2 separate regions of the Mus musculus genome follow, and region 1 is linked to region 2. The links are chromatin loops, found by intact Hi-C in ENCODE. Cell type or tissue: heart. All regions are shown on one strand. Each heading gives the region's core, and the rest is flanking DNA. Links, peaks and the distances in the headings are about the cores only.

Evidence for each region. Hi-C counts contacts between places; a loop is a spot of excess contacts. Peaks named below come from ENCODE experiments on the same cell type or tissue, not always from the same donor. Only the 100,000 strongest peaks of a DNase experiment are listed, where the experiment ranks them.
Region 1: it touches region 2 in a loop (2.1-fold over the local background); 2 of 42 quality-filtered maps call a loop at or near these places.

What each region holds. Positions count from the first base shown.
Region 1 is chr9:82,913,241-82,917,635 of GRCm38, forward strand. It overlaps Phip (pleckstrin homology domain interacting protein), which reads right to left. Exons shown (of 40, transcript NM_001081216.1): 16 at 2,056-2,184; 17 at 448-673. Among named protein-coding and RNA genes, the nearest start is that of Gm39382, 51 kb to the right of the region's middle. In heart, for the core only: no CTCF peak of the experiment used is centred there; no DNase peak of the experiment used is centred there.
Region 2 is chr9:83,348,309-83,352,703 of GRCm38, forward strand. Gm40536 (a long non-coding RNA gene) reads right to left here and starts at 1,489. Exons shown (of 5, transcript XR_003948197.1): 1 at 1,327-1,489; 2 at 595-936. Gm46123 (a long non-coding RNA gene) reads left to right here and starts at 3,191. Exons shown (of 2, transcript XR_001779248.2): 1 at 3,191-3,626. In heart, for the core only: a CTCF peak has its summit at 2,585; DNase peaks (open chromatin) are centred at 1,383 and 2,523; H3K27ac peaks cover 871 bases.

The sequences.
Region 1 (4,395 bases), core at 129-4,128, 440 kb before region 2:
TCTTGTCTCAAATTTAAAAAGTAAAAGTTGATCTTTTCATAAAATACAGTCCAGCATGAAGTCAATCTAGCTTAGGCTTTTTTTACTATTATTAATTTTACTAACATCAATCACAATCACAACTATATATTTGTTTATAATTGTTAATTTATCTTTGTAACTAAGTTTTTGAGAGCAAAGACCAAATTTCCTACTGAATTGGCTTAACAGATCAGAAGGTTTTTAATAAATGTTGCTAAATGAATAAATGAAGTAAAAAGGCAATCTTATTAATTCCTTGAGGTTAGACATTGGTAAGAACCAAAACTATTGATTCAAATTTTCAATGTTTTAATTATCTTGCAATTCATATTTATTTATTGGAAAACTTTCCATCTGCTCAAAACAAAGATTAAACAAGTTTTAAAATCTGTGAGAACCTTGACTCCTGTGAAACCCGAGGCCTACCTGAAGAAGTTACTCCCATCTGAGGAATGAGCTGCTCCTCCCTGCAGTTCTCCCGACCAGGAACCAATCGCTGGTACCTTGATGGATGAGGATTTCCATCAACATCAACCAGAAAAGGGGGAGGCATGAGGTGAGGTGCCTGCTGCGTCTGCTCATCTAATACAAAATTGTTCGCATCACGGATAAGAGGCCGATAATCACTGTGAAAAAACATCTGATCTGCTATCTGTAAAAAGAAAGGTCCATAAAATACTGGAAAAATAAAATTTATCATGAAGAAATTGCTTAAATTTCTAAAAAAAGCCAAATACTGTGCCACAAGTTATGGTTCAATTACTTAAAGAACTGTATGAAACTAGGATTTAGTTTGAACATATATTATGTGTTTAATTTCCAGAATTAAAATGATTCAAGGTACCAAAAAAATCTTCTACTCAATTAATTTTAAACACATCACTATACTACCTTCACTGCTTATCAAATTAAAACCTACTGCCTTTGTTTTCTCTGTAAACAAGTGTAACAAGCCATATGCATTTTTTAAAAGTTTCAATGTAAACGTTAAGTAAAATTACATCTAGGCATAAGACATCCAAAGGTACTCTTACTTTCAGATAATACACTCTATTTTAAATGATTAGGATTGTTGTACTTGAGAGGGATTGAATATAGAATCCCGAGCATTCCAAACATGTGATATAATATTGAGCTATACTCAAGATTTATGAAATATTAACTATAGAATATTAATATAAAAGAAAGCAGTGTCTAGAGTGTTTGTGATAATGTAAAATTATTATGAATTAATTGAACCCTTATATAACAAAATTTTCGTTGATTAATTTTCAATACATTAAAATATGAATTAATTATTCATCCTACTACAGAGAAAACATTTAAGTATTTTAAAAACTAGTCCTAAAGAATCTTTAATAACAAAAATTTTAGCAGGTCACACATTTCAAGAATCACATGAAAAATAAGGCTATTTTATCCTACCTAAGTGTATATTACCTGTGTAAATATAGCATTTCACATAAGTTGAAACATCCTTTTATGGGTATTAACTTCTATTCAAGGTAATTTATCACAAGTTACAAATGCAAATCTAGATTGTTCTAACAGAATATGTAAAAAGTTGCTCCTTTTGAACTAATTACAATTTAATTTTAGTAAAGACTTTATACATGTTTTTCTTATTCTGCTTTCTAAAAACAAGTCTTCTGAGTGTTTTAAGATAGGACTCCTTGAGCTGATATTAAAAATCATTTTTAATTATGTATAGGGGTGTGTGTGTGTGTGTGTGTGTGTGTGTGTGTGTGTGTGTGTGTGTGTGTGTGCATAAGGGTATGTACATATGAGTGCACGTGCTTATCAAATCCCCTGAAGCAGGAATTATAGTTTTGGCCTGCCTGCCTGCCATGAGTGCTGAAAACCAAACTCTGGTCCTCTCAAAGAATAGCAAGTACTCTTAGTCACTGAGCATCTATCTCTCCAGCCCCAAGTTTTCTACTTTTAACAATATGCATACTCACCCACTCCAAAGGTAAAACATATAACCCCAGACACCCATGTATTTAAGAAACAGGAAAATATGCCATACACTACCTTGTCATACTTGCTACTGGACCCAAAACCAAAAATTAAAAGATGTCCATGAGAGTCTGTACATGCAAAGTGCTGACCATCAGGGGAGCATTTGCAGTCAAACACTGCACCATGTCCTTGTCCTTCAATCTGAAACACATTTAAAGAAAATCAGGAAACTGCCATTAAAATATAAAGAAGCGGTACTAGTGTTACTAGAATTCTATAATGGAAAGATTTAAAAATATGCAAACATCCTGATAGAGGGAAGATTAAGTATAATAAGCAGAGTACAGTAAAATTTGTGCAAATTCATGAAAAATGCCAAATTAACAACATTAAAAAACCAAGAACCCAGTCACAGACCAGACACAACTGAGAAAATAAAAATACACAGATTTCTCCTCCCACCCAGAGAATCTACCCAGATTAAAACATAACTGAACCATACATTCCATCTATTTCCATTCATTGCTGCCCTTTCTGTAAAGGCTAAGAACATAGAGCAAAGGTAGCATTTTTTTTTTCTTTTTCTTTTTTTGGTAACACTCAGAAGTTGTAGCAAGAGATCACTCCTTACAAGACACTAAATTTTATTCTTTTTGGTTTAGAAAAAAAAAATTCCCTGGTGGTCTGAATCATCTTCTAATGGTGAATTTTAAAGGTTAAAGAAAAGGGTTTTTTTACCTGATAATTGTTTTCTGTTTTCCAGTTCCATTAATCCAGAACGAATGGGTTTCTCCCTGCAACCTGTCAATCAAACAGAGGTGGCCAATCACCACTCTGATTCTTTGCTCTCAGTGCTTCTTCAGACTATGTTCCAGTTGAAACGCCTTAGCAGTGTTCTGAAAGAGGTAAGACTCTACCCTGTCTAAAGCACATCTAGGGACTGATTTTCAGAAACGTCTAAAATAGGGAGTTGACTCCCAAACAATAATAACTAAGGATGATTTTCAACAACTGTGATTGGATTTCTGGATTAGCAGAATCGGAACACACACACATTATCAGGTAAGAAATACCTCCTTTCTGTTCCGGTATCCACTGATCTAGAACAAACTGAACTTAATTGGCTACATTCTAGGAAATGCTTGGAAAGAAAGAAGTAACTTTTGAGTATTAAAAATTTGGCAGAAGGCAGATGTTCATGAAACACGAGTATTAAAATGCAGAAGAGTCACACTAATCTCTCAAGAAAAATAAGTACTTCAGTCAAAAGAGAAACACCAATCTAAATTCCGGCACATAGGATGACCTCGAAAAGACAACTAACCTTGCCTTTGGATCACTGAAGTTAAAAAACTATATATACATACAATACTAATGATACCCCAGATGCTGATTTAACAGAGAAGAAAGCAGCTTTCCTCAAAATTATTAAAGAAAACAAGGAAGCTTTTCTAATAACTTACCAGATAAGATACATGATTCATTAATGAGCTAGGATAATTTCTTGGGCATAAAGGAACTTGAAAGTAAGATAGCACAGGAAAGGACCACTTTAAAACAGCTCAAAAATCAAAGGTCAGAACTACATTCTCCCGATGTAGTTTCAGACATAAGCCAAATAGCATAGGCCAGAACTAAAAGACTGTAAGTACAAATGTCAGGATTCCCATCTTAAATGTTCATTCAGTACTTTTACAAAAAAATAAATGCTACACAAGATTACACACACACAAAATTATCTCTAAAAGAGTTTTACATCAAAACTTTAGGAAATTGTCTGGGCCAGGAATAAGATGTTTTAGTCCTCAGTTCACTCAAAATTTTCATGGAAAAAAAAAAGAAGACAAAGACTTCATAACTGCTTCTAGAACTACACTTTTCTGCAGGTCCACTGAGGGGGGGGGGGGGGGACATCGTTACACTTAGCGATGACAGAGGAAGGCTGAGAGTGCTTCCTGAGCAGGGCATCCTCTCTCTCAGAAATCTCGCATTGCATTTAATTTGGGGAAAGGAGTGTGGTGGGGATATTCAAGTTCTCATGCATGATATCTATCAGTGTATTCATATACAGTTAGATTTCCAAAAGAATTTTTTTTGTTGAAATGAACTTAAAAACCTCTAAAACAACAATCATGCATTATCTCTGAGTCCTACATAGAATCTGAAAAGCCACTGAGACCAGGCACTTGGCAAAGTGGTTACTGCACGAAGGCCTGTACATCCTAACATGAGAAGCTGTAATACGAACTGGGTTAGAGATCCATAGATGTTAGAGATGAGAAAGCAGTGCTATTTGCCAAAGGGAGCTATGAACAGGAGTTTGCACTAGCTCCAGAGGGAGAAGTGTGTTACAGTCAGCAAACCCGAAAGAACAGAACCATCTAAGTAAACCCTTTGACATGACAGACATGG
Region 2 (4,395 bases), core at 224-4,223:
GGGTCTGAATCAAATAAAATCATGAAGTTATGTAGATAGTAGCAAACTAAATGAGAGACTTTTATTAAGAAAGCATACATTTCCAAAGGAGGGCGCCTGCAACTAGGGGACAGCAGTTTCAAGGGCTCCATTTTAAATTGCCCCCCATGGGCATTTTGGTGTTATGATGAGCCACAGGCTTGGACACTGGCATTCTTATGCCTTCACCCGTGGCTACATTTTAGTGGTCGTTACAGGAGGCACGTGAGCCTTCTTCATCAGTTTTTTGTTTTTGTTTTTGTTTTCCATGTATTAATTTAGTAAGGCTTGGCCCAAGGTCTTCTGGACCTGGCTTTCTATTCTCCTTCCTCAAAAATTTCTCCCGTGATTATGACTTCAGAAGTCCCTGAGTCCTCTTCACCAGAATCCTCCCTCTGAGCATCGAGCAGTGGCTGCTACCACATGGCCGTTGGTTAAAGTGCACTTCATCTACCTTAAACCAACGCAGGAAGGCCCTGCTCACCCAGCTCCCGCTCAAGCTGCTGCCGACTCAGCTTTCTCATAGTGATGATAAGGAGCAATCTCCGTTAACTCTGTTAACAGGGTTATCTGTACCTTCCCTGGTCTTCTCAAGCAGCTGTCCTCACGCTCCTCTTTAACAAGAATCCTTCCTCTCTGAGGCCGGCACACCCCATCCATGGCCATCACTTAGGCAAGGGCATCTCAGCTCTATTCTCTTCACTCGCTGGCCTAGGTCTTCACATCAGCCGGGTGGGGCATGCGCTCTTCTTGCTGTCGCTATTTCATAGTAACTTGCTCCCACCGCAGATCTGAGCTTGTACGGTGAGCTGAGATTTCACCCAGGCAGGATAAAGCCTAAAATCTCCTGGATAATTTCCACTGGACTCACCCAGAGACCAGGTGTATTCTAAGAGCTTCTCTGCCATCGCACAGAGCCTGGAGAAATAAAAAGCATTCGGTTTTTCCGAAGTACAAAGAGTGAACTCTGACAACGCTGTCTCGTTACTTCTCTCCTACGGTGGCGTCCCATGGTGAACATTGTCAGCTCAACAACATATATAAAGTAATTATTTTTTTTAAGGGCAATTGCTAGTGAGCAGAGTGGAAGCAAGAGGCTGGCTTCCTGACTCTTAGCTAATAACCCTAAGAAGGATGGCTGGGCTAGTCCCTGCATAGAGACCTCTGTGCCCAGAGGGCCTTTACATTTCTCTCCTGCTAGAACTCCTACTTCCTCCCCTCTGCTTCTCCCTCGTCTGTTCTTCCTCACACTCTTTTTGCTCCTTCTCCTTCTCTCCCCCTCTCCTCCTTAGTCTCAAGCCCTCTCACCAAAGAAAGTCTTCCTGGGGACAGTCAGTGTGCACAACAGATTTGAAACAGCTGCTCCTCCTGCTGCCAGTGGGTGGGGAGCCGGGAGCCTGCCTCCTGTCCCCTGCTTGCTACATTCCTGCTCTCTGCCTCAGAAATCTGAACAGACCTGTTTAAAGGACCAAGTGGGTGGTGTGTGCACGTGTGGGCATGCATCCCTGTTTAGAGATGGGATGGAGAAAAGGTAATTTTATGGTTCATTAAAAAAGAAAGAAAGAAAAATAGAGAGAGAGAGAACATGCTCAAAGCTCCTCCCCATTTTCTCTCTAAACTGCTGATTTTTTTGTTCTGGGCTCCCTAGAACTGGGGTTCACTTGTAAGCCAACAAACACTTATAGTCCTGGCCAGGATGCATTCCTGCTGAGAGCTCACAGCAGCCACAAGAAAGCTGCAGCTGACCTGACTGTCTGTCCTTTTCCTGAGAGGGAATGCAAACTTGCAGACTTTCATCTGATTAGTTGCCTGAACTTCAGCAGAAATACTTTTACTGTCCTGGTTGCTTCTTGCAGGAGGCCTGCTGGTACCCTGTTCTCATCGGATCTCCACATAGTCACACTGGGTAGCATGCCCTTTCTGCATTATACCTGGAAGCATGCCCTTTCTGAGGCAGCCAGAGTTTGTAACATCAACACAGAGTTGTTTGGTAAAAGCGGGAGTCTGCAGAGACCACCAAATGACGAAAGCTGCATAAACAGTTGTGGGTGGCTCTGAGTGCTGTGAATTATCTGAAACCCATCACTAGGGGAGGAAGCTGAGACCTGGACCCTCCCGAGATGAGCGAATGGTTATTGTTATCTCAGATGCTTCTCACATTGTGGGCTCCTCAGTTAATATGAGTCATAAAAGAAGTGTTTTATAGGAAGTAGACTTTTTTAAGTTAACAACTACATGTAACATTCAGCCAAATTAAAAAAAAAAATCTGTTCCAAAGAACTGGCCTTGATGGCCATACCAAAATAAGGCACCACATACAGAAAATTATATTTACTGTCATTTCTGGTTAACGACTGCAATTCTGAGGGTGGTTCTTGAGGTCATTGTGTCTACTTTAAAAACAGTCCGGCACAAACGGCTTTGTTGTGCTTGGCTTTGTTGTAGGGGACACAGATGAGACCAGCAGCAGCCTGTTGCTCTCTGTTAGGAAAGCTTTGAACTGGCCCTGGAGGGGGTTGGGCGCTTTCTTCCCATTTCAGACATGGTCAGCTGCTGCCCTCTCAGGGAGCTTACACTGAATGTCCTCCGAGGTTCTTTCCAACTACACATTTTTGGAGTATATGAATATAAGTTCATGTGGAGGTCAGGGGGAGGAGAAACTAAAATCAGGAGTTTCATGGGGGTGAGGGGCTTTTGGAAAGGAGAAAGTTAGAAGGGCTCGCTTTCCAAGGAAGGCCTGCCAGGCTTTAGATTTACAGGAGGGACAGAGCACCAGTCCAGGTGGAAATGAATATGTCACAAGTGTAGAAGAGGCTGGGTAGGCACAAGCAAATCAAGGTGGCAGCGGGCACTGATGGAAGAAGGAGAAGTGCAATCGAAGAAGCCTCTAGAAAGGTAGAAATTGAACTGTGTTGGAGGCAAAGGTGAGCTGAGCAAGAAGCCTGACAGACACTCATGCATTATCTGATAAACCTGACAGTAGCCTAAGGACACATGAACTTCAGAGCAGCTCAGAAGCACAGGCAGGCGGGGGAACTATGTACGGATTGGAGCACTAGTTCCTTCCTGCAGAGGGACTGGGCTTTCCTGGCTAAACACAGGGGCATGGCTGCAGATCCCAGCTGTCTGTGGATCTGGGGCAGAGCCCCCTTCGTGTTTGAGGTTTGTCTCTTGTCTGTATGGAGATGAAAGGGCAGGACAGAAAAATCTGGAAACAAGCTCTCCAGGCCAGAGCATGGGAGTCTCGGGACTTTCATCTTACCACAGGGCTTATGGGGACTTTTAGCATGTGGGACAAATCCTTTGTTAGTGAACAAAGAAATATGGCTAGAAGAACATTAATGAGAAATTGAAAGACTGGAAGCCAGCCAGGTGTGGAGCTGTTTCCAAAGGAGTGAAACTGGATGGATGTCTATTTGCAACTCCACCATGATAATCACCTCTCTCTCTCTCTCTCTCTCTCTCTCTCTCTCTCTCTCTCTCTCTCTCTCTCTCTCTCTCATGTGTGACTAATACTGGTCATAGAATGGCCTGGAGAGGGTGTAGTGTGGAGTGATGGTACACCCTCTGGACTGGGAGGGACTGGTTCCTTGCGTCACAGACCCCAGGTAAGCTGATTGCTGGGGGCCGAGCTATGAAGAGTGGAGCAGGCAAGAAGGATCAGGGTTCCCTGAAGGATGTACACATTCCAGGGAGTTTTACCTTTTACATTTCAACATTCTGCTTAAATCTGTATTTTCACTCTATTTCTTAAATGTATGCTGTCAAAGCAGAAAAGAAAAAAATTAAAAAGACAATAAATCGTTCTGAAAGCTGTGCCTAGAATTTGAACCACAAGACGTCAGCTCCATTGTGACCCTCAGAGGCTCCTATGTGGATGTCCAATCATGGTTCTACCACATTTCCTCCCGTGAAGAGGCCACTTCTCTAGAAAGCCTCCTGTCCTAGAGTTGACCTTGTCATGCTTCTCTCCCTCTCTTGCAAAATGTTGCTCCAGGAAATCACAGTGGGAGGAGCCAGGCCAGAACACATGGCTTCTCATAGGCATACAACACACACACACACACACATCCACACATGCACACTACATACACATACATACACATATGCATATACTACACATATTCACACACATATACATATGCATATACCACCCATACACACATACCATAGACACACATACACACACACTCACACACACATACATATACATATGCATACACCACACACACACACACACATATACCATAGACACACATACTCACACACTCACACACACATACATATACATATGCATACACCACACACACACATATACCATAGACACACATACTCACACACTCATACACACATACATATATATATATATGCATATAT